Linked DNA regions of Homo sapiens: region 2 is linked to region 1. A link is an interaction called in ENCODE POLR2A ChIA-PET data of the cell type or tissue named here. Cell type or tissue: PC-9. All regions are shown on one strand. Links, peaks and the distances in the headings refer to the core of each region. The heading gives the core; the rest is flanking DNA.

Region 1 (4,403 bases), core at 332-4,331:
TGGAGTCTTGCTCTGTCACCCAGGATGGAGTACAGTGGCACAATCTCGGCTCACTACAACCTCTACCTCCACGGTTCAAGTAATTCTCCTCCCTCAGCCTCCCGCGTAGCTGGGACTACAGGCACCTGCCACTGCGACTGGCTAATTTTTTTGTATTTTTAGTAGAGACAAGGTTTCAGCATGTTGACCAGGATAGTCTTGAACTCCTGACCGCAAGTGATCCACGGGCCTCAGCCTCCCAGAGTGCTGGGATTACAGGCAGGAGCCACCGCACCCAGCCAAAAACAAATGTGTTTTAAAGGGTGACTGAGAAAAAAACCTTACTTTTCAATAAAAATACTGAAAGAGAAGTTAGGTCCTATGAGGTTACCTGGATCTGTGCCCTATTTCCAGCTGTAATATTAGATATCGTCCAACATGCTTCCTTTTTGATAGATTCCTTTGGGCTACTCAGCAAATGCAATAAACTCTGCAGAGCTGAGCAATTCAGAATTACCTAAAAGAAAAAGTTTGAAAATTTTACTTATTGTATTGTTCTAAATATCAATGTTTAACTTAAGGAACACATTTTATGAAAGACATAACATCTCCCCTTGAAATTTTATAAATAAGTAACTTTATACAGGTAAAAAAAAGTATTCACTGTTAATAAGAATTAGTTTCTAAGAGTATCAGTACAGTTTCATTGTACACATTCACAACTGCTAAACTGTACTTAATAAGATACAATAATGTTACTATTGTAATTACAAAAGCATTACTCATTCACCTTCCCATCCCAATAGCGTAAGTCTTCTGAATGGGTAAATATATCAAGTGGCCAGAAAAGTCAGGAGTCTCAGATTTGTAGGTCCTCTGATAACACACTACTTGGTAGTCAATGAACGAATACGTACTTAATGAGGTATATTAGATGCTTTATAGGATACAAAGATAAAAAAGATATGACCTCAGCTATCAGTTTATAAAGGTGAAGGAGGTAACACAAATACACATGAAGAAGGAGACCTACTCTACTAGAAACTAAAATAATATAAGTTTGATTAAAATAGTATATGGCAGATTTAAGAATTAATCACTAAACAGAGAACAGAGATCTATTCTAGAAACAAATGCAGCTATTTATAAAGTTTATAATAAGTTAATCCTTTCTTCCAATGACTTGTGGCTATGACAGAACTGGAATAAAAAGCTAAACAGATTAAAGACAATTTTTTCAATATCATTTCTTAACCCTGATATGGTTTGGATCTGTGTCCCCACCCAAATCACATGTTGAATTGTAATCCCCAAGGTTGGAGGTGGGGCCTGGTAGGAGGTGACTGGATCATGGGGGTGGATCCTTCAAGAATGGTCAGCGCCATCCCCATGGTTCTGTTCTAGTATGTAGCACCTTCTCCTACTCTTTGCTCCTGCTCACGTCACATAAGACAAGCCTGCTTTCTCTTCACCTTCCACCATAACTTTTAAGTTTCCTGAGACCTCCCCAGAAGCAGAAGCTACTATATGCGTCCTGTATGGCCTACAAAAACATGAGCCAATTAAACCTCTTTTCTTTATAAACTACTCAGTCTTCGGTATTTCTTTTTTGTTTTTTTTTTTTTGAGACAGAGTTTCGCTCCTGTTGCCCAGGCTGGAGCGCAATGGCACAATCTCTGCTCACCGCAACCTCCGCCTCCTGGGTTCAAGTAATTCTCCTGCCTCAGCCTCCTGAGTAGCTGGGATTACAGGCATGCGCCACCACGCCCGGCTAATTTTGTATTTTTAGTAGAGACAGGGTTTCTCCATGTTGGTCAGGCTGGTCTTGAACTCCCGACCTCATGTGATCCACCTACCTCAGCCTCCCAAAGTGCTGGGATTACAGGCAGGAGCCACCACGCTCGGCCAGGTATTTCTTTATAGCAATGAAATAACAGACTAATATAAACCCTAAGTCACCAAAATAAATTTGCAACTACTTAAGAGTAAATATTTTTAAAAGAAATCATAAAGCAGAATATTAGAAAATAGCTGACTTGGGGATGGTAAAAGACTGTATGTATGAGCATAAAAATAAAGAAATTATAGGGGAAAATAAAAATTTCATGAAACATGTTTTCATGTCAAAAATCGTAACAGATTTTAAATGTACACCATCCACTGTGAAAAATATTTGCAACAAATGAGAGGGTTGCTATGTGTAAACTGAAAAGAGAAACTAAAATTTTAATAGAAAATTATCTCCTAAGTAATGAAAGAAATGCAAATTAAAATGAAGTCTTTTATGCCTATTAAATAGGCAATAGGATTTCATTAGCAAAAAGAGGGACTGACACTGCACATAAGCTAGAAATGAAAAAATGCAGAGACAAGCTATTACAAAGTACTGTAAGAACAGACTACTGAGGCTATTTTATTTTAAGAAACATAGTCTCGTTCTATCACTAAGGCTGGAGTGTGGTGGCATGATCATAGCTCACTGCAACCTCAAACTCCTGGGTGCAAGCAATCCTCCTGCCTCAGCCTCCTGAGTAGAGTAGGTAGGACTACAGTTACATTCCATCATGCTCAGCTAATTAAAAAAAAATGTTTTTAGAGATGGGGTCTTGCTATATTGCATGGGCTGGTTTGGAACTCCTGGGCTCAGGCAATTCTCTCACCTCAGCCTCTCAAAAAGCTAGGAATACAAGCATGAGCCAGCATACCTGGCCATGATGAGGCTATTACAAAAGAGTTCTATGCCCCAAAAATAATAGGCTAGAAAGAAGAATGAGACTAAAATCTTAAGGAGAAATTCCTTTGAATCTTTCAAGTTTCTTTATCTTACAGGCACTAAAGCAGCTTATTATTTCTAGAGGAAGATAATGCAAATAACATTACTTTAGGAAAGATTCAGCTGTTATTAGGGGGAATAAATTGAGAAGAGTAACTGCTTAGGACAGTCGGAGGATGGATGGGTACAGCAACAACCTGTGTGTGTGACAAGGACCAAAAGTACGTAATTTGATGGGGATCTAGTAACAATAACAATCAAGAAGACCCAGCAACTTGCTATACAAACTATAAGGGAGGGAGACACCACATGTAACTGCAAAGTTTCATGTGTAGGTAAAGAGAATAGTTATATCATTACCTGAAATAGGAAAAATAAAAACTTGGAACTTGCCTTGTGGGGGAAAGAAGATATACTGTGAGACAAACGTGAGATATGCAAGCAGAAATATGTAAGAAACTACTGCAGATATAGGACTGAAACTTGAGATAGGTCAGAAGTAGATGTAGAGATTCAGAACTTCATTGCATTCAATAAATATTCTTTAAGTCCCTATATATTGTGCCAGAAATTATTAGATTTACAGAGGCACAGAAATAAACACTGACATAATCCACCTCTAGAATCTTAAAATCTAGTAATTAGTTACAATACAATGTGATTAATATTCTGATGGATAAAGAAAAAAAAATAAGTACCTAACTTAAGAGTTTAGGGTCAAACAGGGCTTCTCAGAGAAAATAATGTTAATACCAAGACTTGAAGAACAAGAAAACATTAGGAGCAGAGAATGTGGATATGTGTGAGGTGGCAGTCAGAGCAAGGGGTAGCAGTGGAGACACATGTTCCAGGCAGAGGGAATAAAGCATGCGTTAAAACTCTGAGCTGAGAGTGGCCACAGCCAATTCAAGGAACAAATATGGCAAAAGCATACAGCATATGGAGGTGGGTGAGGGACAGAAAGATACTGATAGGGTTCAAAAATTCAGAGGGTATAAAAGACTCCATAGTTGTTAAAAGCCTCTTTCCCCTTCTTGTATCCCAGCCAACCAGTTCCCCTCAAAGACAACCAACATTTTCAGTTCCCTGTATATCCTTCCAGAGAAATTTTATGCAAATATAGTCAAACATATATTCTTTTCTTCTCCTATTCTCTTCTGAAGTGTCTGAACTAAGCCCTGCAAAGGATGAATAGAGACAGAACAACAGGACTTAGTAACTGATGATGGAGTTGGAGGAGAGGAAAGAATCAAGCTGATGTCCAGGTTTCAGGGGAACTGATGGTGCCATTCACTGATACAGGGAACATAAGCAGAGGTTCAGGTAATGCAAGGGGAAATGAGTTCCCTTGTGTACAGAATATATTTAAAGTAAATACATTACAGTTAGAAGACACCTGAGAGAACAAATCTAATCTCCTTAATTTTAGAGATTAGAAAAGGCATTAAATGTATTGCTGAAAGTCAGAACTGGTGAAGAAAACGCTAAGGCTAAAACCCAATTCCCAATTCTGAATCCATGCACACAAGGGTAATCACTGACATTATAAATAAGATCTATGAATGAGGCAGAAGGATTGCCCCGTGGAAGATGTCCACAAAAGGAGACAAGAGGAAAAGGAGCTTGCTAGGGAGAAATAAATGGTCGATGA
Region 2 (4,403 bases), core at 81-4,080, 59 kb after region 1:
AGGACTGGTTTATGTATGAGGTTTATTCTTTCTTTTTGTGTATATTTTTACATTTCCAATTTTAAGTTTACAATGAACAGCAACACTTTAGTGGTCACTTGTGAATTAATTAACAAACATACATCAAAAAAATCTTAAAGAAGAAAGTTGCACCCTTAGAAAACTAAAATACACTAAACACAAATAGGTGAAAATATTGAATAGTGTAGTTATGCTGAGAAAATGAGAACCTGAGAGATTTCCCCATTCTTGTATACCACTTTTCAGTACCTCCTCATCCCCACTCCAAAAAAGTGTTGATTTTACAGGGGAGAAGGGGAAAACACACACACACACACACACACACACACACCCCAACTTTGCTAAAATGAAGATAGTTTCAGGCTTAAAATGGAACATTAAATTCTTTAAAAGAAATGAATAAAGGTAAAGGATTTACCTGCTCTTCTCTTTTCTGCTTTCGTAACTGCAGTCCTTCTTCCTCCCTCCTCCTGCGCATCTCATCGGGATTCAGAGATTTGTTCTTGTAACTTTTCAGGCGAAAGTTCTCTTTTCCTGGGGTGGTCATGATTTCTACAATACAAGTGGGGAGAGAACAAATGAGTTTACTGTGAAGAGCTCTGTTATTCTAAGAGCTCAGTCTTTTAAACATATACATGCCCAGACATATCCCAAAGGGACATCAGAAATGGCTACTTCCCCTCCCCCACTCCTGTCTTTTTTGAGACAAGGTCTTGCTCTGTCCACCCGGACTGGAGTACAGTGGTGCAATCATAGCTCACTGTAGCCTCAAATTCCTGGGTTCAAGCAATCCTCCCACTTCAGTTTCCTGAGTAGCTGGGACCACAGGTGCATGCCACCATGCCCAGAGAATTTTTTTATTTTTTGTAGAGACAGGGTCTGATCATGTTGCCCAGGCTGGTCTTGAACTCCTAGCTTCAAGTGATCCCCCAACCTTGGCCTCCCAAAGGGCTGGGATTTCAGGCGTGAGCCACTTCACCTGGCCAGGTTACTTTAACAGTTTTATTAAAATGTGCTATTCAACAGTTTTTAGTGTATTTACAGCTTGTACAACCTTCATCATAGTGAATTTTGGGACATTTTAATCACCTCAAAAAGAAATCCTGTATTGTTTAAGCTATCATCCCTATTCTGGACATTTCACATGAACAGAACAGAATCATATAATATGCAGTATTTTGTGACTGGCTTCTTTCACTTAGCATGTTTTCAAGGTTCATCCATGTTGTAGCATATATCAGTACTTCATTTCTTTTTATGGCTGAATAATATTCCATTCTATATATATACCCAATTCTATTTATCCATTCGCCAGCTAATGGACATTTGGAATGTTTCCACCTTTCAGCTATTATGAATAACACTTCTACAACATTTGTGGTCAAGTTTTACACAGATATGTTTTAATTTCTCTGGGTTATATATCTAAAATTGCTAGGTCATATGGTAACTATGTTTAATTGCTTAAGAAACTGCTCAACTGTTTTTCCAAAGTGGCTGTGCCATTTTATATTCCCCTCAGCAGCATATGAGGCTTGCAGTATCTCCACATCCTTGCCAGCACTTTGCTATTAAAACTTTCATTGAAACCATCCTAGTGGGTGTGAGTGGCAACTCATTGTGGTTTTGGTTTGCAATCCCCTGATGACTAATGAGATAGAGCAACTTTTCACATACGTATTTGGTAACTGTGTATCTCCCATTAAAATGAAGTCTATTCAAGTGCCTTAGCCCATTTTTAAATTAGGTTGTCCTTTTATTATTGAGTTGTAAGAGTTCTTTTTACATTCTAGATAAAGGTCCCTTATCAGATATGCTTTTCAAATATAATCTATAGACTGTCTTTTCACTTTCTTGGTGTCCTTTAAAACACAGAAGTTTTAATTTTGATGAAGTCCAAATTAATCTGTTTTTTGCTGTTGTTGTTGTTCATGCTTTTGGTGTCATATCCAAGAATCCTTAACCTTGTGTTTCTTTCCAAGAGTTTTAACTGATACATTTAAGTCTGTGATCCATTTTGAGTTAATTTTTCTTTGTAGCATGGTATGAGAGTCCAACCTCATTTTTTTGCATGTGTCTATCCAGCTGTCCCAACAATACTTGTTGAAAAGACTCCTCTTTCTCCACAGAATGGTCTTGGCACCTGCTATAGACTGAATGTGTGTCTCACCCAAAATTCATATGTTAAATCCTAACTCCCAATGTGATAGTGTTTGAAGGTGAAGCCTTTGAGAGATGATTAGCCCTTAGTGGTAGAGTCCATATGAATAGGATTAAAGCCCTTAAAAAGAGACCCCCCAAAGAGTTTGCTTGCTCCTTCAGCCATGTGAGGACACAGAGAAAAGATAAGGCATCTGTAAACAAGGAAGCAGGCTCTCACCAGACACTGAATCTGCCAGTGCCTTGATCTTGGACTTCCCAGCATCCAGAACTGTGAGAAACAAATTTCTATTGTCTGTTAGCCACCTAGTCTCTGGTATTTCATTACAGCAACCCAAACGGACCATGACAGCACCTTGCTGACAACCAGCTGACTATATACATATATATAGTTTAATTTCTTGACATTCAATTCTATTCCACTGATCTATATGTGTATCCCTGTGTCAGCCCCACACTGTCTTGGTTACCATTGCTTCAAAATAAGTTTTGAACTCGAAAAATGTCAGTCTTCTTACTTTTTTGGTTCTTTTTTCAAGATTGTTTTGGCTATAATTGATCCCTTGCAATTCCATATGAACTTTAGAATCAGTTTGTCAATTTCTATGAAGAAGTCAGCTATGATTCTGATAAGAGACTGCACTGTCTGTAGATCAGTTTGGGAAATACCGGCACCTTAATGCTAAATCTTCCACTTATTTAAGATAGGAGCTCTATTTAGATCTTAATTTCTGTCTATAATGTAATGTAGCTTTCAGAATATGTTTTATACTTTTGTTAAATTCATTCCTAAGTATTTAATTTTTATACCATTGGAAATGAAATTGTTTTAATTCTCAGACTGTTCACAAATCTAGAAAAATATAACTGATTTTTGTATACTGATCTTGTATTTTACAATCCTGCTGAACTTGTTTAATTGGTGCTAATGCTTTATTTGATACACATCATGTCGTCTACAATATAGCTTTACTTCTCCCTTTCCAATTTTGATGTCTTTTACTTCTTTTTCTTGTCTAACTTCCCTGGCTAGAGCCTCCAATACAATGTTGAATAGAAATAGAGCAGACACCCCTGTCTTATGCTAGACCTTAGAATGAAAGCAGTCTTTTACATTAAGCATGATGTTACCTTTGGATTTTCTGTAAAGGCACTTTTATCGGGCTGAGAAGTTCCCTCTTATTCCTAGTTGACTGTTTTATAATTAAAGAGTGTCAGATTCTGTCAAATGCTTTTTCTGTGTCTATTGATATCACAATGTGATTTTTTTTTCTTTTTTTTTAACAGACAAGGGACGGGTAGAGTGGCTCATGTCTGTAATTCTAGCATTTTGGGAGGTTAAGGCGGGAGTATCACTTGAAGCCAGGAGTTCAAGATCAGACTGGGCAACATGGTGAGACTCCATCTCTACAAAAAATTTAAAAAATAAAAATCAGACAGGCTGGTGGTGTGCACCTGTAGTTCCAGGTACTCAGGAGGCTGAAGCAGCAGGATGGCTTGAGTCCAGCAGTTGCAGGCTGCAGTGAGCCATGATCACACCACTGTACTCCAGCCTGGGTGACAGTGAAACCCTGTCTCTTCAAGAAAAAAAAAAAAAAAGAGACGGGTTTATATTTTCTTGTGATGTCTTTGTCTGGCTTTGGTATCAGAGTGATACCAGCTTCATAAAATGAGTTGGAAAGTATTCCCCAGGAAGATTTTGTCAAGAATTATATTATTTCTTTAAATGTTTGGTAAAATTCAGCAGTAAAGCCATATGGGCCTAGGCTGTTTCTTTGCGGGCAGTTCTGTGACTACTATTTCAGTGTCTTCACGTGTTACAGGTCTATTCAGATTGTCTGTTCCTCTTATTGAGTCAGTTTTGGTAGTTTTTGTCTTTCCAAAAATTTGTGCACTTCATCTAAACCATTTTATTTACTGGGATACAACTGTTTTTTTGTTGTTGTTGTTGTTGTTGTTTTGAGATGGAGTCTCACTCTGTTGCCCAGGCTGGAGTGCAGTGGCGTAATCTCGGCTCACTGCAACTTCTGTCTCTCAGGTTCAAGCCATTCTCCTGCCTCAGCCTCCTGAGTAGCTGGGATTATAGGCATGCACCACCACGCCTGGCTACTTTTTGTATTTTTAGTAGAGACAGCGTTTCACCATGTTGGCCAGGCTGGACTCAAACTCCTGACCTCAGAAGATCCACCCGCCTCTGCCTCCCAAAGTGCTGGGATTATAGG

The links. ChIA-PET counts read pairs that join two places held together with the same protein. Peaks named below come from ENCODE experiments on the same cell type or tissue, not always from the same donor. Only the 100,000 strongest peaks of a DNase experiment are listed, where the experiment ranks them.
Region 2: POLR2A ChIA-PET joins it to region 1 with 7 read pairs; 5 of 35 experiments call an interaction of 5 or more read pairs at or near these places.

Annotation. Positions count from the first base shown.
Region 1 is chr3:122,436,800-122,441,202 of GRCh38, forward strand. KPNA1 (karyopherin subunit alpha 1) reads right to left here. Exons shown (of 14, transcript NM_002264.4): 11 at 371-496. All of the region lies in intron 2 of WDR5B-DT (WDR5B divergent transcript), which reads left to right. Among named protein-coding and RNA genes, the nearest start is that of WDR5B-DT, 23 kb to the left of the region's middle. In PC-9, for the core only: no CTCF peak of the experiment used is centred there; no DNase peak of the experiment used is centred there.
Region 2 is chr3:122,495,998-122,500,400 of GRCh38, forward strand. It overlaps KPNA1 (karyopherin subunit alpha 1), which reads right to left. Exons shown (of 14, transcript NM_002264.4): 2 at 440-573. The coding sequence starts at 568. Among named protein-coding and RNA genes, the nearest start is that of KPNA1, 17 kb to the right of the region's middle. RefSeq lists an enhancer at 164-1,363. In PC-9, for the core only: no CTCF peak of the experiment used is centred there; a DNase peak (open chromatin) is centred at 1,654; H3K27ac peaks cover 3,435 bases.